3 separate regions of the Mus musculus genome follow, and all the other regions are linked to region 1. A link is a loop called in an ENCODE intact Hi-C map of the cell type or tissue named here. Cell type or tissue: gastrocnemius. All regions are shown on one strand. Each heading gives the region's core, and the rest is flanking DNA. Links, peaks and the distances in the headings are about the cores only.

Region 1 (8,131 bases), core at 1,204-6,203:
CCTAGAGATAAAAAAACAACACACACACATACACACACACAACGGTAACACAGTCTTTGTGCTTTAGCACAAAAGACAGAAAACAGCACATTTTGGAGAATAAGGTAGGCGTTTTGTGATAGGGAAATAGTTCAAACTTGCCCCCGTCTTAGTACCTGAGTGTTGTGTAATGACTGCAGCTGTCTATAAGGCAGTGTCCCATGACACACTGGCTGCCATTGCCCATACTGTGCCAGAGCTCTGCCTCTGAGCTGAAAGCAAGCCTCAGAAGACATTCAGAAAGTTCACCGATAACCCTTTTTGCATTCAAACTCCTGGCTGGGACACAGGTCAGAAAATGACTTCATCTTTTCTGGATTCTTGCCCAAGGCTGAGCCCTGGCAGCTGCCACCTTGTGCCCTGGTGCTGTTCTGGCTGGACACCAGCTGGGCTCTTTTCTTCTGTCTTGGCTGCTGGCTTCACTCAGGGACAGCGGCCCCTGAATGATCATTGCTGGGTCTGAGCCATCCTCTGAGCCTACACGGCAGAAGGCACCAATGATGCACCTCTTTTGGTTTGTTTTATTTTGGCATTGGCTCTTTTAGAATGAGGTTTTTTTGTTGTTGTTTAATTTTTTGTTTGTTTTACTTTTTCTTTTCTTTTCTTTCTTTTTTTTTTTTTGAGACAGGGTTTCTCTGTGTAGCCCTGGCTGTCCTGGAACTCACTTTGTAGACCAGGCTGGCCTCGAACTCAGAAATCTGCCTGCCTCTGCCTCCCGAGTGCTGGTATTAAAGGCATGCGCCACCATACCCGGCTCTTTTTCTTTTCTTTTTTTCTTTTCTTTCCTTTTTCTTTTTCTTTTTCTTTGTGGAGATCTGGCCAAGCAGCGCTTCTGAGGAAGTGACTTATCAGCATTATCAGATTTCAAGGACCCAGAGTCATGTGAGCTGGAGGACTTCTGTTTTCTGTGACAACCATGGACCACCTATTGCTTAGTCCCATTTTACTCCCTTAATTCAGACAGTTCCTGGGACGCACATGGGCAATGTCAATCCTTGAATTTCTTCTGGTGGTCTGGGAATGTCTGCAAACGAGGTCACATGATTTGTCCCTGCCTGGCTTTGTAGAACCTCCTGAAGGTACCATATGCTGGCTACACAGTAAAGGGACTCCAAAGTATTTACACATGTGGGGGGAGCCCTCCATAACAAACAGGTTCTCTACCCTCCCTGTAACGGTGTGTAATATTCCAAACTTGGCAAATATACAGTACAGTTGGCTCCCCGTGGATTCTGCGTCTTTGAATTCAACCAATCACACACTGCAGATATATATATATATATATATATATATATATATATATATATATATTTTTAATTCTCTTTGTACTGTGTGGCGGTTTGAATATGTGTGGCCCAGGGAGTTGCTCTCTTAGGGGGCGTGGCTTTATTGGAGGAGTTGTGGCCTTGTTGGAGGAAGTGTGTCACTGTGGGGGTGGACTTTGAAACTCTGCCCAGTGTGGAAGAGCCAGTCTTCTCTTGTTTGCCTTTGGAACAAGATATAGAACTCTCAGCTCCTTTAGTGCCGTGTCTTCCTGCATGCATGCTGCCATGCTTCCTGCTATGATGATAATGGACGGAACCTCTGAGCCTGTAAGCCAGACCCAGTTAAATGTTGTCCTTTATAAGAGCTGCCTTGGTCATGGTGTCTCTTCACAGCAATGAAACCCTAACTAAGACATACTGAAACATTTCCACCAACTCCTGTCATTATTCTTGACCAAAAGAGTCCAATGACCATTTATGCAGCATTTACATTGCACTGCAAATTCCAGGTTGTTTAGAGAAGATGTCAGGTGTAAGATGATGCCTGCTGGGTCTCAGCACATGTGACACCAAGGACCATTTCACAGTCTCTGGGTTGTGGTGTGTTTGGGAACCCTGGAACCAACTGTATACATGTATATACAGTAGACTTTCCAAAGAGACTTTATACTGTAAAGCATTGCCTAATTTGAACTATAGGATGTGCATTTTTAGTGTTCTCATGACTGTTGTCATTGTTAATGCTGCTGCTACTGATATTTTACGGCAAAGGAAATCAACAACTGTAGAATCAAGAGTTTTAGGCTCCTCATCATGTTCAGGGTTAGAACTCAGACATTCCTTAGCCTGAATCCTAAATTTAAGTAGCTGAGGACTTAGCCCCTATGCGTAGCCCCTATGCCTGTTTCACTGTTTGTTAAATTAATTGTATAACTGCTTCCCTTGTCTTAAGTCTCTTTTCTCCTTTCTTCTTGTTATTTTTTGTCTTCTGGTTTCTTAAGATGAATTCTAACTCTTATTTTAAATTTTTCATTATACTAAAGACAGCGTTTAAAGCCATTTTCTCCAAAGACAACTTTTTGTGCATGCTGTAGGTCTGCTATGAGGACTCTTGGTGTGCACGCGCGCGCGCTTGTGTGTGTGTGTGTGTGTGTGTGTGTGTGTGTGTGTGTGTGTGTGTGTGCCCAGAAGAGGGTATTGGACACCCTGGAGTCACTGTGTGGGTGCTGGGAACCAGACCCTGGTCTTTTGCATAAGAAGCCAGTGCTCTTGACTGCTGAGCTGTCGTTCTCTTGCCTTCTTGCTGAATGACTCACTGCAGCCTCGGCTTCCTGCTTGCTCGGGAACATTTAATGAATGCACTTTGTTTTCTAAATAGAGAACTTTTATATGATTCATCTGTTCGGGGCTGGGGGGGTGGGGGGTGGTAAGAGACTGATGACTCTAAACTCTACTTTCTTAAACTCTCTGAAATGTCCTTCGTCATCAAGGTTCTGACAAATGCTATAAAATTTATCTTTTAAAAGATGAGAAATAAGGAAAAGTTACATATTTTCAACTTTGTGATGCAAATTTTACATATATTTTTTGCATGAGGAAAGACTTCTTTCAGATTCTATTTGTCTTTGATTATTTGAGGTCAATTCACTTGAATTCTTCAGTGAGAATATTGAAAGCCTTCATTATATCTGTGCCCCATCAAGTTCTGTTTACATTTTTGTTGCTCCATGTGTTTGGGCCTGCGTTGTTGGTATAGACAGGTGCTTTAATTTATCTAAATGACATAATGTAATATTGAACGTGCAGTAGGTCTACCTGTCAGTCACCTGGGGATTGCAAATAAAATGCACAATGAGGCACATGAAGTGTGAGAGAGAATTTACATATCAACTTTCTGTGCTAAGGGATGCCCGGGTAGCAGGTAACTCACTGCTATTTCTGGGTATGTCTGAGAGGCTGTTTCCAGGAGGAAAGGAGGTCGTTTCTCCCCAGTGTGAGCACCATCCACTTAATCAAGGGCCAAGTCAGGACAAAAGCCACAAGGTAGAGTGACTTTGGTGAAGACAAGACAGCAGTAACAAAACTCACAGTGACCAAAAGGGTAGAAGGAAGCCAGGTTGCTGGGCCGATCTGGGCCTGCCCTTGGGCTTGGGACATCTAGTTCTTGGCCCTGTGGACTAAGGGACAGTACGTGGAGAGGTGCTGGCTTCCCTGTTCTCAGACCTTAGGGTGTGGGCTGAGCACATCACCAGTTTTCCTGATTCTCTGGCTTACAGAAAGGAGATCCTGGAACCTATAGCTTTCACAATAGTACCAGCCAGTCTCTCCAGATGACTCTCCTTCTCTATGTCTATGCAGAAATGCACAAACTGTTTATATTCTGTCGGTCCCGTTCCTCTGGAGACTCGGAACCCAAAGAAAAGAGATTTCCATACTGCTTGTTGAAGATGAGGCCACTACACTCCCCTGAGTATAGATGGGATGGACTGAAGCTGATCGACACCCATGCCTTCCGGTCAGCAGTGCAGGTTCAGATATAGAAGGCACACACAAGCACGTCACAGTGGCACAGCTACAGAGTCCACACTCTGCAAATGCGAATCCCATCAGTGTTGGGATGAATAACGGAAGTATCAGGTGTTCGGCACCTATAGAGCCACACCTATAGAGCCAAAGGGACAGACAAGCTATTGCTCTACAGGTGTCATGGTATGCCTTGCAAACGAGAGGGAAAGAAACCAAGCACAAAATGGTACAAACTGCATGCCTCCATTTGTGTAAATTACTGACCAGGATGTCAGATAGTGGATATAGGATCAAGGGTGCCCTCTAGTGGTGAGTTGTGAGCAGACAGAAGGATGTAGCCCTGGCTGTCCTGGAACTCACTTTGTAGCTGGCTTTGAACTTAGAAACCCACCTGCCTCTGCCTCCCGAGTGCTGGAATTAAAGGCGTGCACCACCACCGCCCAGCTGGAATCCATTTCTTAATCTAAGTTGTAGCACATGTTTTTGCAGGCTGGGGAAATCAAGGGAGCTGAACACTAGCAAGGTATGAATGTCTCTGCATATGCAATGACCTACAGATGCTTTGTTTTTTGTTTTTATCATCATTTAAAATCTAATATAGAGCTGTGCACAGGATCCACAATGAGATGGAAACTGCTACAATTTGCCTTTTTACAAGGTACATTCAAATCTCAGAGGAAACCAGAGGCACTGCGCTCATTTCTCTGATAAGTCATACAGTTTCCTTTTCTGGGCTGCTCAGTGGGCGTGAGAACTGTGACCCCATTTTATAGAGTACGAAAATGAAACTCAAGGGCTAGAGACGGTTCAGTGGTTCAAAGCACTGGCTGCTCTCTCAGAGGACCAGGCTTTGAGTCCCAGTATCCTCATGGTGGTTCACAACCATCTGTAACTCCAGTGTCAGGGACCTGACAGGCTCTTCTGGCCTCTGGGCACCAGGCATGCATATGCTGCAGGACATACAGGCAGACCAAACACCCACACACATACACTCAATTAAAAAAATACTTTTTAAGAAACAAATGAAAATGAGCCCAGCCTGGAAGCCATCTGCCTGTGCATCTCCCGGTTATAATCTCTCCGACTAAAGGCAGTAGTCCTCAGCACCACCTTGGTCCATGTTTGCCTGCTGGAGTCCCAAGTCACAGGAACCCTGTGACTCTGCCTTTTAATTTCTCTCCATGAAGTACAAAGAAGATCTTCTCCCAGGACATTTTACATGAGTTGTTTAGAGAGACTCAGAAACTCTCATGAAGCCACAGTGTCCCTCCATCCAACTGTGAGCTTCCCTTGTCTCTTGGTTTAGTTTCACTGCTCTGTGTCATGAGCCTGGCACTGCCACAGTGTCATCTCACCACCAAGTTTCCTCTGTAAGAACATTCCCTCTGACACATTAGCACTGGCGGTGCTTAAAACAACGAAAATGACTTGTATTGTGTGGTCTATCCAATTCAATTATATGCGCATGTGCATGTGTGCATGTGTGTGTGTGTGTGTGTGTGCATGTGTGCATGTGTGTGTTGTGTGTGTGCATGTGTGCATGTGTGTGTGTGCATGTGTGCATGTGTGGATGTGCCTCCTGAGTGCTAGGATTATAGGTGTGTACCACCATACTCAACTTTCAGTTTAGTGATCTTATGGCTTTGTTTGGGACTTGGAGACCTGGGAAAGGGATAGGAGGAGCAAGAGAGAATGGGGGAGGGGAGGCTTAGACGAGCAAAGGACAATGCTATGTATGCATAAAACGTCAAAACAAAACCTAGAACGTTGGATGCTAACTTTAAAAATTAATTCATAAAACACTTATTCAAAGGACCATGTCTGCAAGAAGCGTTGGCACGGAACAGAATAAGGCTGAAGTGCTCACTTTAGAAGCTCATCATGGGGAGGGAAAACATCTTTAGGGTGGTCCAAAGGCTGTGGCTGGGGGTTAAATTCAGCTCTGGGCTTTCTGGAAGAGAGTTATAAATCTCCTTTGATAACAGGAAATAGGTCAGTTATTAAAAGAGACAATTTTTCAGCTGCAGATTCCTAGAGAATATGCCAAGGAGGCCCTCTGAAGGTTCCACAGGGAGGGCACCTGGCAGGTGCCATGAAGCCGGAAATACCACAGACAGGAGAAGCTCACAGACTCAACAGCCTCGAGTTTTATCTTTAGAAAATACGTTCAAAGACGGAAAAAAAATCGAAAAGAATAATGGAGGAAAGAGAGATTTGGGATTACGAGAGGCCCAGGCAATGCAGGCAGGGGGCAGGCAGATCAGCCCCTGAACCTGCCCTGGTTCAAGGTGCCTGGATTCACCAGCACAGGCAAGCTTAGTATTCCTACCATGGTGAGTGAGTGGACAGGCCAGGGCTCTCCGGCTTTAAGCAAAATGCACAATAACATTCTATCAACCTCTATGTACACTGCCACCCAAACAGGAAAGACAAACAAGTGTGCTCCTGTGTCCCTAGGGCAGAGGTGGAGTTAAATGCCCCCACTGTCTTCCCTGCTGCCCTGGCCTGGAGGGGTATCTCACTGCTCTGTGTGTGGTCCTCCAGTCTGTCAGGAAGGGTATTTCTTGGAAGATCCCAGTGTGTTGTGAGTTAGCACAGAATTATGAAACTGGATTGCAAAAAATGTGACCTTTCACTATGAGCTGCAAGTCACACAGTATTTTGTCCTTTCTCTCTTTTGAAAGGACACATGCTTAGCCATTAAAGTCATAAGAGGCACAAAACTTGAGGGTGAATTCACAGAGGACCCTATTTTTCAAATACCCGTGCTCATGGGGCTATGGAGGTGGTTTAGAGGTTAAAAGCACCGGCTGCTCTTACAGTGGACAGGGTTTGACTCCCAGGACCAACACAGTGACTGCAACCATCTCTAACTCCGGTTCCATGGGAACCAATGTCTTCTCAAGGTCTCCATGGGCACCAGGCACACACGTGAAGCATGGACATATATACAGACAAAACACCCATGTACATAAAATAAATAGCAAAAATGAAAACAATATTCTCTTCTTCTCCACTGATAATGAGAGTCATAAAGAACCTATGAATCTGAGGGTTTGAACATAGAGGAATGTAAACACGGGTTCACATGGGGCATTTGTGCCTGCAAGTCCAGAGCCCGGGAGATGGAGGGTCCGTCTTTTCAATGTCTTGCTTTGAGGCTGGTTCCTCCAAATTGAAAAATCCCCTCCTCCATGGAGGAAGAAGACCCATACAGCACTGGATGCTCATGGAACTTCACAGCTCAGGCAGCTAAGGAAGCCGCAAGAATCCCACGAGCCCTATGCAAGGTTACAAACTCAGGGTGACCCTACTGGAAGGAGACTCTCTAAGGACCCAGTTGCCTGCGAGTTGTGCAGGGGTGCCCCACATGGACAGAGCCACCCATTGTATTGAGAATAGAAGGAAAAGAGCCCAGCTACCCACAATCCCTTTTGAGAACATGCTTCCAATGCCCCAAAACCTCTCATGAGGCGCCACGTCTGCAAGGTTCCACCACTCCCCAATGGTCCTCTGCTGAACACCAAGCTTTTAATACAGGGCTTGTGGGACTCCAACAAGCACCCACCATATAAGGACACACCCTCCCTCCTGTCTCCCACCTGACCCTTGGCGTATAGCTTCTCATATCTGACACCACCAAAGCTCATGCCCGTGTAAGGTGGTTTTGCCAGGGGAGTGCTGTAGTCCTGAGTAAGGAAATGCAGAGCTGAAGGAGAGGCAGGACTACCCTCACATCCAAAGGCACCCTGGCCATGAGCCTGCAAGGGGCGCTCCACCCGGCTGAATGCCGTTGATGTTGCTGATGAGATACTTCGTCGATGGCTCCCTGATCTACTCGGTGCAACTGATCTTTTCCCAGGCACAGAGTCACATAAGACCTGCTCCGTTCTATCAGCCATCAAATCAGTGCCAATGCCTTGAACTTATAGCCTAAACCAGTAGGACACTCCTGGAGAACCACATTTTGGGGGCTTGTTTTGCTTTGGGCTCCTTTGGGTGCACGGCCACTGAGCTGCGTAAACTCTCCAACCTTGTAAGCTTGGACCAGTGAAGAGGGCTTACTCTCAGCCACCCTGCTGGCTAGCTGGGCCAGGCTCTCCGGGGGATATTCATTTGGATCAAGCTCCTCAGATTATATGACATATAATTACATGCATAGTGCATCTAAAGGATTTCTGTCCCTGCAGTCGACTCATTCAGAAAGATGGAAAGTTAGGGGCGTGTGGTTGTTAGGGGCGTGTGTAGAACCACACATGCATCTCTGGTCAAAGTGATCTGGGGACCTGCAGCTTCATCCA
Region 2 (8,131 bases), core at 1,295-6,294, 240 kb before region 1:
TTAAAATCCTTCATACATTCAAAACTAAACACTGACCCAGACATGGTGGTACATGCCATGGCCACAGCTCCTGGGAAGCCATATGCTACCTCCTTGTCAGTCACTTTGCAGCCATCTCAGATATTCAAATGTCCAAGGCAACCTCACAATGCTGATGGCAACATAACCTTAACTGTAACAATAAATTTCTCTAAGTGTAAGAAAAATTGATGCTGGGAACTTTAAAATGTAATCCTTAATCTTTTTTATTATTAATGGTTAATTATTCCTTACCTAGTGTAGAAATTAAACATTATCATAGATGATGCATATATAGGAGGAAGCAAGACATGGGTAGGGTTCTGTGCTTTCTATGGCTATAGGCGTCCACTGTGGGCCTTCTCCCTGTGCATGGGGGTTGCCTCTGTCCTTAGCCATCAGATTGCTCCACTGATCTCATGATACTAATGATGCATCACACCCGCAGTATCCCACTCTGTGTTTCTGCCTGTTTTGTAGGAACACTTGTTAACAGTCATCTGCTGTCGACGAGAAGCCTGTGGGGGTGGGGTGCAGTTGACCTTGCCCTGCACTTCATTCAGCACCTGCAGGGCACATTGGTGGGTGAGGGCTCAGTGGGCAGGTGGAACAGTATACCAGTGGCAGGTGGGTGACTGAAGGGATAGAAGAAGGCCATAAGAAGCAGCAAGTGTCAAGTACCTGCGTCTCCTTTGTCACCCTTGGCACCATCTCGTCCATCTCTTCCAGGTAGGCCATTGTGACCTGGATTCCCAGGGATGCCGGAGTGCCCTTGCCGGCAGGTGTCCTGGGAGAATACACTTCTCGTGCATGCACCCATAACCAGCAGAAGCCACCAAATCCTCATGGTCAGACCACAGGGTCTCAACTGAAAGAGGGAAAACAGAAACTGAAGGATGTATAGCCCCTGGGTGCAGGTACAGTTGCTGGGCATGAACACTGCCTCTCATTTCTTCAATGAGACAGGTTTTGGTCTCTCAGCAAGGACAGAGGTGCTGAGGAGTGACAGGGCCTCCTGTCTCTGCACTGACAAAGGCCTGAACCAGATCTTACTGCGTCAGATGAACAGGGCAGGAGAAAACCAGAGACCAGGTAGCTGACCAACCTGGACTAGAAGAAGCTTGTTGCAAAGCCTGGCATAATGGCACCCAACTGTTATCCCAGCACTCAGAAGGCTGAGAGAGAAATCACAAGTTCCGGGTCAAAACAGTATTCAGTTATGTGCTGAGACCCCATTGTTGCAAAAGAAAGAAAGAAAGAAAGAAAGAAAGAGAGAGAGAGAGAGAGAGAGAGAGAGAGAGAGAGAGAGAGAGGAAGGAAGGAAGGAAGGAAGGAAGGAAGGAAGGAAGAAAGGAAGGAAAGAAAGATGGGGGGAGGAAGGAAGGAAGGAAGGAAGGAAGGAAGGAAGGAAGGGACATTGTTCTTAGATGGCAACACATGGTTGGGACCATTTTTAATGGTCAATAAATGTGGAAGCCAAGTTTTGAGGTCAGGAGACTCTCCTATGTATTGTTTCAATTTGAGCAAGCTACTTTTTTAAGCCACAGAAAAATGCTTTCTTATCCCATGGGGCTAGTATAAAGACCACATTTGACCACAATATACATGAAAATTCACACTAAAAATAAAAAGCCACGTGAAATTACCATCTGACCTAGCAACTCTATTCCTGGGAATAAAAAACAAAACAAAGCAAAACAAAACAACAACAACAAAGGTTTGACTATGCTTGGGGTTCCTGGCAGCAATATTCTTGGCAGCCACTAGGGGGAGCAGGCCACATGCACATCCGTGGATGAGCAGTTAAAGAATACGTAGTATATAAATACAGTGGCATGTCATTCGGCCCCAGAAAAGCAGGAAATCCTGGTCCCCTCCAGGACATTAGGTGGTGACATTCTGGGACTGAAAGACAGATCTGGTATGTATGCGAAGTGATCCAAATCATGGAGCAAAGCAATATGGCAGGTGCCGGGAGCTGAAGGGAGGGGGCGCTGTTCAGTGGAAGATGAGACCTCTGCAGGTCAATGACGGCGATGGTTTCAGGATGGTGTGACTGTATCTACTGCTATTCAACCATACACTTAAATTAGTTAGACTAGTAAGTTTGAGCCTATTATATATCTTATTATGTATTTTATCACAATAAAAACAACAAAACATTAAATGTCTTCAGCCTCAGGTTGGAGCTGAGATCTGGGCAAGATCAGTAGGCAAACTGCTCCCCATAACAGGATCAGCATGCAAGCCCCTGCAGGGGCTTGAGTCTTTGAGATTTGAATGGGTGGGATTCCAGATCGAGCTGAGGATCCCTGTGAGTGTGCAAAGTGTCATACCATCTGTCCCCCAGGACCTGCCTGGCAGGGGCGTTGCGTTTGATACAAAGTCATGGGACTCAAAAGCTCACCTGGCTGTACTTTGAGAGTTACGTCCCCAGTCCCTGATATTTAGTACCGAGCAGGAGGCTGGGCAGTGACAGGTGGATACAAGGACTATGTGATGGCAGCTCTTTTAATATTTAAAGAGCAACGCATCCCTCCCCCACCAAACCAAAGAACACATGGGTTAATGCAACCCATCAGACCCCAGATCCTATGTACTGTGGCCAGCAATGTAGATGTCCACAATCCTCTGTAATGGCAAAAAGCAGGGTGTCTGTCTCTTTGATCCAGTAGTACCATCTCTGCAGTTATTCATAATACAGCAAAGATCTGTGTGCCAACGGTAACTGCAGTATTTTCTGCTAAGGTGGAAAAGGGCACAATATGTAATGCTTGAGAATAGCCTTGGGAAGTAGACCAGTGCGTAAGTGCTGAGAATATCATGAAGGTCAGTGAAATATGTAAAAGATGCATGAAGGCAGAAGGATGGTGAGTTCAAGACCAGCTTGGGTACAGATGAGACTCTGTCTCAAAAGACCCAGCCAAACAAAAAGAACTAAAATCGGGCTGGAGAGATGGCTCAGCAGCTAAGTTCACGCAGTGCTCTTGTGGAGGACTGGCCTTCAGCTCTCAGCACCCACAGGAGGTAGCTACCTATAGCTTCAGCTACAGGAGATTGGAGTCCCCTTTCTGGCCTCTGAGGACATTCATACAACTCGCAGGTGCGCGCGCGCGCACACACACACACACACACACAGGTTTAACATTTTTAAAATCAGGCACATTATGAGGATGTTAATGTATGTATATTATAAAAAACTAGAAATGTATGCAAATAGGCAAACATGTTAATGTATAGAATGATGTAGTAAGAGGCTTTCCTGTGAGGAAAGATGTCTTTGTAGTGCTGGTTACACATTTGTAGCTATTTATTTTTCTTAATTGTGTGTGTGCACATACACACACACACACACACACACACACACACACACACACACACACATAACACACAAACATAAAAACCCTTTGAGGCCGGAGCATCAGACATTGCTGGAGCTGGTGTTACAGGCCACCAGATGTGGGTGCTGAGAAATGAACTCTACTCCCCCTGGGGCTCCATCCCTGAGCCATCTCTCCAGCCCCTCTGTAGCTAGACACTGACATCCAAAAGATGATGTCGCCCTCTGGTGAAAGCTGCAGAGAATGATGGGATACTGAAAGTGTTTCCCAAGGTTTCCCTCAGTCACAAGGCCACTCCACTTCAGGCAGCTGAGTTTTCTTAGCGCCAACCCAGTGAGTTCTCTGCAGTCGTCACTCCTGCTGCTGGGTGCAGAAGCCACTGGTAGACCCTAGATTGACTTTTCCGGGCTTTACCGGTGTTCTGCCTCACTTCCCACCTTCTCCATGAAAAGCCACTTAGTGGGTGGAGAAATGGCTGATCTTCCAGTACCAGGAGGCTCTCGAAGCCCTTGTAGACGATGAGACGCCCTTTCCTGGCTCCCAGTGTGGTACACACAGTGCAGGCATAACACCCACACACATTGTTTTTTTTTTTTAAAAAGCCATTTTTGGTACCTCTTCTGATTTTCTCTAATTTACAGCCATGTGTTCTCAAACATTCCAGGTTCCTTATGCCCCCCCCCCCCCCGCAAACACTTCATAATCCTTATGCAGACCCCACACACGAACATTTAACAGAAATCAAGGGAACACTTTTCCCAGTCAGGGTCTCTCTATGCAGCTCAGACCGGCTTAGAACTCATGGTCCTGCCCCAGCACTCCAAGTGCTGGGGACAGGTCTGCTTCACCAGGCCAGCTTGCGAGCCATCTTTGCTAAGGCTCAGCTTGCTTGAGTGTAAGACTGCCCGGTGACATTCCTTACACTAAGTTGGCTTCATTTATTTCTCCCATGTATTTGATACAATGTTACAGTAGGCATCTTTTCTTCAACATATATTGTTTTTATAGACCATATAAATCAGCATATACACAACTATTAAAACACTCATTAAATGTGTAGCTGATGATCTATAAGCTTTTCTAGAAAGGTCTGTTATTTTTGTGATTTATCCTGTTTTTTTTTTTTTAAAATGCCTCTTCCTAGGCCAGTAGTGCAAAATTCTGGCAGATGAAATTCTCTGCTTTTCTATCTTCTCTTCTCCTTCTCCTTCTTCTCCTCCTCCTCCTCCTTCTTCTCTTCTCCTCTCTCTCTCTCTCTCTCTCTCTCTCTCTTTCTCTCTCTCTCTCTTCCCCCTTTCTCTCTCCCTCCCTCACTCCTTCCCTCCCTTCCTCATTTCCCTTCCTATGTGTATGTGTGTCTCTGTGCATGTCTGTGTGTGTCTGTGTGTCTGTCTGACAGTCTCATACTATAGCCCAGGCTGTCTGTCCTGGAACTTACTCTGTAGCCCAAACCTTTTGTGTCATTACATTACACAGTGTGACATTACAGGCATGAACCACCGCACCTGGTTTGTCCTTTAGAAAAAAAGTTTAAGAAGCAGATTATCTCTGTTCTTACCCAGGGCTTTATACCACACGTGGCTACCTCAGAACCCGGGTGCTGAATGTGAAAAAATATCCTTTAGTGCACTTACCTGAGCCCAGGAGTTGCAGGCTGGATCCTGGCACTGTGCAAACAGGGAACCCTCTCACTGTTAATAAAATCAAGCCTTCCTGCCATAGAACTCCCCAGTGAACCTAAGTGCAAAATAGCAGGAAGGGGAGGGGACGGAGGGAGGCACAAGATGTCTTGGATTAGCTTCAGGAAAAAAAATCACAGCGACACTAGGGTCCAGTAGCCTCCCTTCACAGCAGCCCAGGTATGGACAACTTTGTCCTTTTCTTCTCTGTCCTTTGTGCCAGCAGGTGGAATGTGGGAGAAGAGGTCCCCACTACAGGCTTCTTTCCTTATTGTGAACAGCCCTCTCCTCGGCCTTGAGTCCATCAGGGGTGAGGAAACGGGCGTAAATGTAACAACGAGGAGGACCGTGACTGTAACCTGCGGTCTTTGCAGCACAGAGCAGCAGAATTCCCTTTGTTTACTTAGAACTTTTAATGATTACAGTCACTGTTGCCTGGGACTCTCATTAAGGATAAAACTACATTTAAGAGCAACCTTGGATTCAGTTAACCCTCCCATTGGCATTCACGTCTGTGCAGAATACTGCAGGGCACTTCCAGTCGGGAGGAAAAGGCCTTCTGCTATGCTATGGGGGGTAGGATGGTTCATGAAGCAGCTCTGAGCACCCTTGTGACTCCTAAAGCTCTCGATAAGGCCTGACGCTCCCAGTGACCCTGCTCTGTCCTTTAAATATACCAAACAGTAAAATAAAGTTATCTTCTCCAGTTTGGGTATTTAGGTCGGTGGTAGAGCACCTGTCTAGTAAGCACAAGACCCTGGGTTCAGTCCAGCTATAAGTAAGTAAGTAAGTAAATAAATAAATAAATTCCAGCACTCTGGAAGCAGAGGTAGGTAGACCTCTGTGACTTTGAGGCTAGCCTGGTCTGCAGAGCAAATTCCTGGACAAGCTACACAGAGAGAAGAAACCCAGGAAGTCTGTTTGAGTCTCTGCTCATGGTCACTGCTGTAAGTGGGGGTGCAGTGAATAATCCACTGAAATGGCTCCCTAGCTAGAAAGGTTTCTACTACAGGTGTGAAAGGAGAATAGCCAGAGGCATCTTAAGAGCCTAGAGCAGCGAGAAAAAGAAGCCCATGGCCCAGCACTAGAGAAGTAGGGCTCTACGAGGACAAGCAGCTGAGGGAGGGAACTAGATCAGCCTGAGAACTTAGAGGAGGTGAGGACAGGATGCTAGCGAGTGTGGGTCTTGAAATGTGTCAGGTACATGCGGAGTGGAACTGAAGGATACACAACCACAAATACATGCTGAGGGACGGGGCCCTTTCCACCAGATAGAAGCCCCTTTCATGGGTTCCTGAGGAACACTGCTCTGTCTATAGTTCAGCCTGAGCTGAGCAAATGTAGCTGAGCAAACGCTGCCATCTCGGGGTTACCCACAGCTTTTTTGGGAAACCGAGGTTCCTTTCGGACCTGACAATTACTCTTCTCTTCCAGGAACCCCGGACTTCAGCTTTTGGTGCAGAGGATGCGGCAAGTTACCAGCTTCGTTATCTGTGAGTTTAGACCAGGCATGGAGCAGATGAGGACTCTGTCTATCCTTTCCCTGACCTTCAGCCCACCGAGGAGCACTCGGAGGCTCTGTAGCTTCTCCTGACAAGTGTCTTAACGGTCAGGCAAACGTGCAGCGGTTTCAAGAGCATAAGGATACTGTTCTGTTCTGAAGGGCAGGAGCTCACCCTCAGTGGCCATCTGGGGATGGGGTATGCAGGTACCGGGAAGTCTCACCTTGGCAGAGCTAACCACACCCCACATTCATTCCTCAGCCCACAGACAGCCCCAACAATGTACCCAAGAGGAGGTGGGACTGGGTTTGGCAGCATCCATTATACTGGGTTGCATCCACTGAGCACGGTTTAGCTTCTTTAGGTCTGACTGCTACAGCCAAGTCCCTTCATGTGTAGGTAGTGCAGTTGGTTGCTAGAGGGACCTCTGTGGTCACTCAGCTTCAGGCTGCCACAGGCCCTTCTGCTCCCCTGGCCGTGGGGAATCCTCTCTAGCTGTATTCCTAGTCCTGCCCTCTCTCCCGAGTTAGCAGGAACCAAGCCTGTTGGTGCATTGTTTACACTACTCTTCTGCCTCAGTTTATGATACTCCTATTCATAAGAGGAGGACTTGGTCACCAGTGTCCCCTTCCTTCCCCAAGGTCTGCTGGGATCACTGTGCAGCCTGCTTGACATCCTGGGCAACCCTCTGCCTCGGATTTGAAACTTCTCTTCACAACCTACGTAGGCAATACTGGCTACAGCTGGCCTTGAGCTCTTCAGCCACATTGGGGAATGCCAAATGCCATCAGTGTCACAAGGTCCTGGTCATTTGCTTAAAGTCCAGCTGCACAGGCACTGTATGGTCTCAGCTCTGACCCAGCAGAGGCACTGCACCTCTCTAGGTAAGCCCTATGTGCTTCTCCACAGAACCCTTAGGAGTTGAGTCTGGGCCTGGATATTTAAGTTGAAGACTCCATTCTAGGAGCTGTCCTATGCCTACCTCCTCACATCTCTGGTGCTACTGATACAAGAACATCATTGGGTTTGTCTGGCCACATTCCTCCAAAGGGACATGGTCTCTCCTGTGCATGCAGTAGACAACTATACATGCTTGTTTCACTTCCCAACTCTTCTAGAATAACGTTCTTCCCCCTATGTTCCCTTCTGTGCATGGTGCCACCCTGGGCCACCCCTTCAGTCCCCAGGGCTGTCATTGTCACTCTTTGTCAGTGGACCCCATGGAGGAGGGAGCAAGTGGACAGATTATGCTGGGATTAAACACCAGAAAGCAAGAGGCAGCTTTGGCCACCCAGAGGAACCATGCTCTGATTAGTCACCACAAACAATGGCTTGTTTACTGGGTTTTTCTGAGCTTGCTAATGAGAGGAGGAAATTCCTATTCACCCCACCCCCTGGGTGAGGGAGGCCATGGCTGCAGGCTGACCTCCCAGGGAAGAGCCTCGCCAGCAGCTCTGACCACTCAGAGGCATAGAGACCTGGTCACCCATGCTCTATCACTCATGGAAAACTGCAAGGGATTTAGCCTTCCAGGGCTGGGCTGTCACTCAGCCCCGGTCAAGAGGGCCTGCTTGGCCTTGAGGGTAAGAGG
Region 3 (8,131 bases), core at 1,295-6,294, 170 kb before region 1:
ACACTGAGGACAATCTGCCATCGAAAAACGTTGGTTTCAGAAGATAACATATCACATGATTGCTCCCTTAGCCCACAGATTTACAAGAATCGCCAAACGTTCACTAAAAAGCACAGCCTGGCATGGTGGCACATGCCTTTAATCCCTGCACTAGGAAGGCAAAACCTGGTGGCTATCTGTAAGTTCAAGGCTAACCTGATATACATATCAAGTTCTAGCTCAGGCTACCTGGTGAAGCCTTGGATGAAAAACAAAACAAAAAAAGAAAAGAAAACCTAACAGCAAACCTACAGTAGCTGTTTTGATCAGTGGCTAAGGCAATGAACTACAGCCGCACAGAGATCCAAAGGCAACCAGCAGGTGCCCCTTCTGGGCTGCAAGCATACACTGACTCTAAGGAGGCCTGGGGGAAGGTGTGGGGAAGCCCTTAATCTTGAACTAATTTTCTGAAATGACTACATCCCTCCCTTTCTTGAAACATGGATTTTATTTATTTGTTTGTTTGTTTATTGTTCATACATGTGTTATGTACATGAGTGCTATGGCCAGAGTAGAGGTCAGAGGAATAGTGGAAATTGGTTCTCTCTTTCTACCATGAGGGTTCTGGGGGTTAGAACCCAGGATGTCAGGCTTCATGACATATGCCTACACCTATTGAGCATTCTCACCAGCCAGCCAGCCTACCTGCCTGCCTTCCTTCCTTTTTATGGAGTCTTATATAGTCCAGGCAGGTCTTGAACGCACTACGCAGCAACAGATCACCTCCCATGTGATGGAATTACAGGCATGTACCTCCAGGCTTGGTTTATGGGTGCTGGGGATTGAACCCAGAGCTTCAACACACCCAGCTACACTTCTGTAGATGTAACATCAACTTCCTGGTTATAGGAATGGCTGCGTCTAAGCCATTAAAACCTAATACCTAATGTCTAAGCCATCAAAACCTCCCAGAAGCAACACCTCAGGACTTGCCAGGTACCTAAACCATGCCAGGGTCTCCTGCACCTCCACTGAACGGCACAGAAGCAGCAGCAGCAGAAGCCCATGGAGTCATTCACTCAAGCTGAAAACTGGCCCGAACTTACTGTCTCCCTGCAGGACGTCTCTATTGCTCTGAGTGTGTGTGTGTGTGGGGGGGGGGGGGGGGGGGGGGGAGGGGGGCGCGACTCTGTTGTATCAGCAGGGTCCTTGTAGTGTCAAAGAAGCCCTTCCTTTCTCTTCCCATGCCATGAAGTTTGTGGCTTGTTTAATGGGTGGCATCCAAAGGCCAAGTGCTGCCCACGTGGCCTTGAGCACCACTGATCCTCTGCCCCGAAACACTCACAATGACTCACGGCACACAGACACGCTCAGGGACTCTGCAGTCCACACCCTTCTCCCCTAAATGCCTGCGTGACCGACCTTGTGACCTGTGGAATAGACTCAGGAAGGCTACAGCTCCTCTCCAAGACTGGACCAGTCAACCCTGACTTCAAGGGGGCCCCCCTGCTACACCTGCTCATACTCTCCCTAGCCCCTCAATGCCTACAGGGTGAGGTCCAAGTCCACAGCTCCAAGGCAGGCCCTTCCTAACCATATCCAGACCTATTGGCCAACCGTTTCTCCCGTCTCGCTAGCCCATCTGCAGCTCCCCAAGCACAGCAGTTTAGTCACCTGGCATCGTCCTAGGCAAGCAAGCCTCGGAGAGACACGGGAAGTCGGGTGTGCTAAACACCTGTGATACCTTGCTTACCTTCACAGCAGCCTGTGTGGAGGAACCAGACAGCCTGGGCCAACCTCACAGCAGCCTATGGAAGGGACCGGTCAGCCCCAGGTTAGAGCTTCACCCTGTAGCCCAGGCTGACCTCAAATTCAGTGCTTCCCTCTAGCCTAGCTTTACAAGGGCCGCCATGATAACAGCTGGCTCCTCACCCTCATTGGAGGATAGTGATGGCTTTGTAGTAAACAAACAACCAGCACACAGCAGGCGTTCACAGCCAGGGTGTGTGGCCAGCTCTTCGATGTTCTTCTCCCTCAGGCTCGGTCTTTAGCTCCTGTCCACTGGCAGCCTCCCTTCTGCACCCTTTCCTTCTAAATGTCTGCTCCAGAGTGCTGAGCCTGGCTTGTCTCTCTGTTCACACACATTCCTGGCTCCTTGGTGTTCACCAGGTAACACATATTCTCTGCACAGAGACCTGGACTGTGGTTGACCTGACCGTAACTATTGTATCTTAACCCGAGTTGTTGTACATCAAACCAAACGAGGCTACTCCTTGTTCTTCGCAATATTATAGATCTACGTATCCTGTCTGGGCTACAACACCTCCCAGAACCTGCCTCCTTTCAGTCAAGTGTGGCCTAAGTTGAAGGTAAACTCAGAATTACCTGAAACCTCTCTCTGGTTCTCTCATCTCTACCCCTGGCGGAGAGGTGAGAGCGCAGAACAGGCAACACTACACTGAGTTTATACAGTCCTGGAGATCACACTCAGCATGGGTGGGGCGCACTCTTTCTTCCTTAGGACCTGTGAGCACAATTGGTTGAGAACCACACCTCTTCTTTATCCGTTCTCTGTGTCTTTTGTGGGACTTACTCCATGCCAGACAATTCTCACATGCATCTCAGTGTCGCGTGTATGTCTTACTAGGCTTCACCCGACTTCAGTCTCTTGTACCTGGGAGATGCAAAACATCCTGGGCTTGGTTCCACCCCTGAACAGAACACACCACTGTAAGGATACCCTGGGACTCAACTCTTAAAAGGACTGGGGCAGTAGCAGCGGAGTGCTTGCTTTGTATAAACGGTTTGATCACTGGTACGACATAAACAGGCTCAGTGGTCCACATCTGTTGTCTCATCACTTGGGAGGTGGATTTGGGGCAGGGGTGGGGGCGGGGATCACAAGTTCAAGGTTTTATGGTGAGTTCAAGGGCAGCCGGTGATGAATAAGACTCTGTCTTATAATAAAATGAATGTGAGATCGATCTAATTATTTGAAGAATTTCTCCACTTCTTGTAAAACTGTAATGCAGTGTTACATACAAAAAGTTTTGAGGGCTAGAGGCTGGAGAGATGGCTCAGTGCGTAAGAGCACTTGTTTCTCTGACAGAGGACCAGAGGACCCCAGTGAGACGCCTAGCCCCATATGGCAACTCACAACCATCTCTAACTCTAGCTCATGGAGAACAAACATTCTCTTCCTCTTCCTCTCATACCAGGTACATACATGGTACACAAACAAGCATGCATAGATAAAACACATCCTTAAAGTAGTAATTTTGAAAATGTTAAGATGCTAGATAAACACAGTGTTTAACATTAGAGACAACTGAGACCCTAGAGGTTCAAGACTTCCTAGTTTGCCCAGATCCCTAACTGGTGTCTTCTGAGGAGCACAGCCAGAGTACCACCAAACTAGAAGCATTTACAAAAGATTCACCACTGTGCCTGGGACAGGCTCACAGCTGGTGCTCACTACTTACAGCCAATGACTCTATACTACAGACAGGTAGAAAGACAATATCCCTTTTGGAAACTCCGTATTCACACTCTAAACTATGGCTCCCGCACCTTTCTAGAAAATGAGGAACACTATTAACAGAAAAATTCCAAATAGCCTTTATCTTCCAAATGCAAGGATGGAACTCAAGGCCAGGCAAGTGCTAGATAAGATCTCTACCATAGAGTGGCAGCCCTGGGCCTTGAACTCTGCTTGTGTGCGGCTTTCTGAGATAGAACTTATTATGTAGCTCAGGCTGGCCTTGAACTTGAAAACCTCTGGCCTCTGCATCTCAAGCGCTGGGGTTACAGATCTATGTGTATGAGCACACTCAGCTTCTGAATAGCATTTTCGTTTTATTTAATTTATTTGTTTGTTTGTTTGTTTGTTTGTTTTTTCGTGACAGGGTTTCTCTGTGTAGCCCTGGCTGTCCTGGAACTCATTCTGTAGACCAGGCTGGCCTCAAACTCAGAAATCCACCTGCCTCTGCCTTCCAAGTGCTGGGATTAAAGGCGTGTGCCACCACTGCCCCGCCTGAATAGCATTTTTAAAAGGAAAACATTTTAGGGTCCTGCCCAACCCAGTACTGTGCTTTACCAAGAATCACCACCAGGTGTCAGGAAAAGGCCATGTTTTGCAAATGACAACAGCATTTCCTCCTTTTCCTAGTTATCCAGGTAATATGTTAAAATTTTTCCCAAAATTACTTCGTGTTTTGTTTTGCTTTGATACAGGGTTCCACATAGCCAAGCACGTATCTGATGATTACCTTAAAACTCTCACCCTCCTGTTTCTCCCCGTCGAGACAGGGTTTATACAGCCCCAGAGACCACACTCGGCGTGGGAGGGAAGCACTCTTCAGGCTCAGGGTCCTGCCTTTAACACGCAGAACCTGGGAGACTCATAAGGATCCTTTACTAGAGTCATGGAGCATCAGACATGGGGGCAGGGCCGAGTGTTTGCACAGTGAATGTCTCACCAAAGCTCGTGTGGATGGTCCACGTCCTTTAAAGTTCAAGATTAAAGTTTAGTCTCTGGGGTGAAAGTATTAGGCGGTGCTGTGGAACTCTTTGGGGGACTCCAGTGAAAGGTCCTTAGCTCACTTGGGGAATGTCCTGGAGGGGGACCATGTGACCTTACCGACTCTGTCCCCAGTCTTGAGATCTGATCTGTCACTCTGACAAGGATAGGCTACCCTTGTCAGAGGGCCAAGCCAGCAGGACTGCCCAGTCTTTGAAATGAAACTCTGTGCTGAGATGGCCATGCTATGTAACAGAACAGTGTTGAGTTCAGTTCTCCTGCCTCCATCTCATCTCCCAGTCTTTGAGCTCACACGTGTGTGTATAGCCACACCCAGCCGGTGGCCTGGGCATTTTATGCTACAGATGCAAAACTGCTGGGGCATACTCAGAACTGAGTAAAACCTTTTGGCCAATCAAAGTCAGCATCGTTTAACTGTTTCTCAGGGCTGCCTGTCTCCTGCAAGGGATCCACGCCTCTTTTTTTTTTTTTAAGAATGCAAATGAGTAAATCATCTTCAATACTAGAAAGCTCTGACACACTGGGCCTCCAGCCCAGAGTCTGTAGCTGCATGTCTGCTGACTGGATATCCTGGGATGTCCCGAAAGTTGGTTTGGATCTCCCTAAAGCACTCTGTAGCAATTCTACTCTCTCGGTCCTTTCCAGAAGGCTCTGTGACCTAGATGTCTCTGGATAGCAAAGGTCAAAAATAGATATTTGCCAGCCATGGAAGTGTGGCACACACCAATCACCCCAGCACTCTGGAGTGTGACTTTGAGGGTAGCCTGGGCTACAGAGCATCATCTCAGTAAATTTATAACAGCAAATCCACAGGCTACTCTGGCTTCTCTTTGCATACCCAACTGTGCAATCGTTCCTCTGCCGGCCCTCTCCAGGGCTGAGTGGGAGGGAACATTTGCTAAGGAGTAATTTCCTGCTGCAAGCACCAATTCACAGCTGTAACACCGTCTAGAAATTTATGCAAAGAACATTTACAACCCGCACACGCGGCTACGCTTCTGTCTTTTAGCTATGTAAGGTGATAGTACTGAATGTTCTTATAAAGTGAGACTTGCACAGAGGAGTAAAACTGTCTGGCTGCCTGACAGGACGTGAAAGGATCTCAGCTCTTGCAGCTCAGACAGCTATTTGCTGACTTGATCCGAGAGCTGCTCGGAGCTCTGCCCTAAAAATAAGCACAATGGCCATCATTAAACTCTCTTGGAAGAAGCATTATCCTGGGCGTGACAGGTACTGAGCAGCACAGTTCTAATTCACTCCTAGGAAATAAAAGGACTCAAGACACGTAATGTTCTCTAACACAAAGAACTGCATTTACAAGGGCTCTGTCGGGAAGGAGAACAGCAACAATGTCAAATACACGGATGGTATGGGGGTGATAAAATGCTTTCCAAATGTGAAAACGCTGAGAAACCCTAGTGGTCACATTAATCCCCAGGACCTAGCAGCACATAGGAGATACTCAATAAACATCTTTTCCAGGAATGGTGTGGCAAACACTACATCAAGGGAACGTATTTATTAGCAAATTCAATTTTAAGTGGGATAAAGGTGTGTGGGATGGTGTGGTTTGGTGCTGGAGGGCTAACCTGGAACCTTGCACGTGCCACGTAAACACCTGGCAGGGAGGCACATCCAGAACCAGGCAAGCTAAGCCAATAACTTCCATCTCCGCTAAAACTGAATATGACCAGTTTAGCACAGACAGAACCAGGAGTCTTTGGAAATCGCTGGATGAATGGCAAAGCAAATACTAGAAATCACCCCTCCCACACTGTCACCCACCAGAGGCACTCCACCCAGACCCTTACCTCTTCCTTCTTCTCTTCTGGATGGGTGGCTCCATCGAGATTCTCGGGAAAATAGCTGTCACCGCTTTCTCCCCCCACATCACCAGCAGCGTTAAGGACAGTATCCTGGAGGGACACGGGTCCCGGTTGCCTGTGCGAAGCATCCTCAGTCCGCTCTTCACTGTCCGCTGAACTGAGGGACAGCACACTCAGACTACTGGGGCACTTAGTACTCCCTGGGCTCTGAGGGCTTTGGGGCTTGGGTGTGGTAGGTCTCAGAGGAGTGGGAAGCTGCACGGGATTAAAAGGATGTTGGCTGCCAGTATGTGCCTCACTGGAGCCTTGGCTCAACCCTTCTGGGTCCGTGGGGATTGGTGAGGGACTGCTGGCACGAGGTCCATCATTTCCCAGTGGCTGAGCACTTTTAGTTTCCAGGGGGAATACTGCAGTATCCACATCTAAGTGGGGCTCTGGAGCTGCGTAGGGCGCAGTGGTGCATGGTGCAGGGATACAGGGTGAGCCGCCACGCCTGGCATCTGGCTCCACGCTGCTGCTAGTACGACGCGAGTAGTCATCGTGTAGCTTGCTTCGTGGCGCAAGTAGTGGGTTCTCATCCCCGAGACCGGGACCAGGGCCAGGGGCTGCACTCCTGGGGGCCTCCCTCTTCCAAGCCGCATCCTTGACATTGCTCACCAGTCTCAGGACTCTGTCGAAGTCCTTGGCCCGGATGGGGCTCCTCCAGCGTCTGGTTCTTCTCTCTGAGCCACCCGGCTTCTCCGGGTCTGTGAAGAAGCTGCTCAAGGTTCTGGAGGGAACCTGCCTGTCACCCTGCAGTTCCGTGAGGTTGGATGCAGACTTGCGCTTGAAGGAGCTCTTCAGGACGCTCAAGCTGTCGATGCTCTTGCTTCTGCGTGGCAGAGGCACAGCCCTGCTGGGTTCAGGGTCTCGAACTTGGATCTCACACACGGCGGGCTCCGGCACTGGCTGCCGCCCCAGGTCCAGCAGGCTGATGCGGCCCAGGCCATAGGCCCTGCGGATGCTGCGAGAACGGTGTGTGCTCCTCTGGAAGGCGTCCTCCGTGTCCTCGGGGTCTGAGCAGTCAGACCCGGCGCCATCTCCTACAGGGCCCAAGGATGTACACCTGCCCAGGCCCTTTCCCAGGATGGCAACGGTGCCATTGGGAGCAGCCCTTCCTGGGTCTCCTGTAGGCTCCTCCTTGGAAACTTCTGCCCCCTCCCGGTTCTGAATTCCTTGAAGGACAGAAGATTTTAGTCTTTTAAAGGAGCCCATTTTACGGAAGGAGGCCAGGGCATTCCACGTGGAGGAATTCCCCACAAGGACGACTGAGCGAGGTCTCTCAGAGTTCGAATTCATCCTCTTCCGACTACCAGAGAAGAGACGTACCAGCTTCGATGGGCTGAGCCTGGTTTCCCCGGCTTCGGGATCACTGCTGGGGCTGCTTTTGCAGCCTCCATTCTGACATGCTGAGGATGTCACCATTTTCGGGGCCTTTGGGTTGGAGGCTGAACAAGTGGCTGTGGCACCTTGCCCATGGCCATCCTGGGCTGTTGTCATGTTCTTGGGGTGGGCAGCCTGGCTCAAACCCCCATTCACGCCGGTAACTGGGGGTCCCTGCTCCAGACCTTCATCTCCAAGGACAGCAGCCTGGCTTTCACATCTGCTGTGTGCATCTGGATCCGTAGTCACAGCTACTGCCTGCAGCACAAAACAAAGCAGGCGTTTAACCATTGTCCCCAAGGAGGCGCCTCTATAGAGGCTGATCGTTCAAGCTAACAACTGCTAACAGAAGAAAAACCCCACA

The links. Peaks named below come from ENCODE experiments on the same cell type or tissue, not always from the same donor. Only the 100,000 strongest peaks of a DNase experiment are listed, where the experiment ranks them.
Region 2: it touches region 1 in a loop (3-fold over the local background); 37 of 42 quality-filtered maps call a loop at or near these places.
Region 3: it touches region 1 in a loop (6-fold over the local background); 41 of 42 quality-filtered maps call a loop at or near these places.

The regions. Positions count from the first base shown.
Region 1 is chr14:60,521,494-60,529,624 of GRCm38, reverse strand. It overlaps a transcript of Spata13 not described here. Among named protein-coding and RNA genes, the nearest start is that of Gm41166, 98 kb to the left of the region's middle. In gastrocnemius, for the core only: a CTCF peak has its summit at 4,134 (motif pointing left); DNase peaks (open chromatin) are centred at 1,298 and 4,133.
Region 2 is chr14:60,765,031-60,773,161 of GRCm38, reverse strand. It overlaps C1qtnf9 (C1q and tumor necrosis factor related protein 9), which reads right to left and starts at 5,028. Exons shown (of 4, transcript NM_183175.4): 1 at 4,994-5,028; 2 at 700-886. The coding sequence starts at 865. It overlaps Gm34997 (a long non-coding RNA gene), which reads left to right and starts at 5,119. Exons shown (of 3, transcript XR_383477.4): 1 at 5,119-5,218; 2 at 6,473-6,531; 3 at 7,182-8,131. In gastrocnemius, for the core only: a CTCF peak has its summit at 3,593 (motif pointing left); DNase peaks (open chromatin) are centred at 1,826, 1,962, 2,370 and 3,583; H3K4me3 peaks cover 4,207 bases; H3K27ac peaks cover 3,251 bases.
Region 3 is chr14:60,690,748-60,698,878 of GRCm38, reverse strand. Spata13 (spermatogenesis associated 13) reads right to left here. Exons shown (of 13, transcript NM_001033272.2): 2 at 6,331-8,025. The coding sequence starts at 7,884. Among named protein-coding and RNA genes, the nearest start is that of Gm41165, 11 kb to the right of the region's middle. In gastrocnemius, for the core only: a CTCF peak has its summit at 4,086 (motif pointing right); DNase peaks (open chromatin) are centred at 1,353 and 4,082; H3K4me3 peaks cover 180 bases; H3K27ac peaks cover 1,591 bases.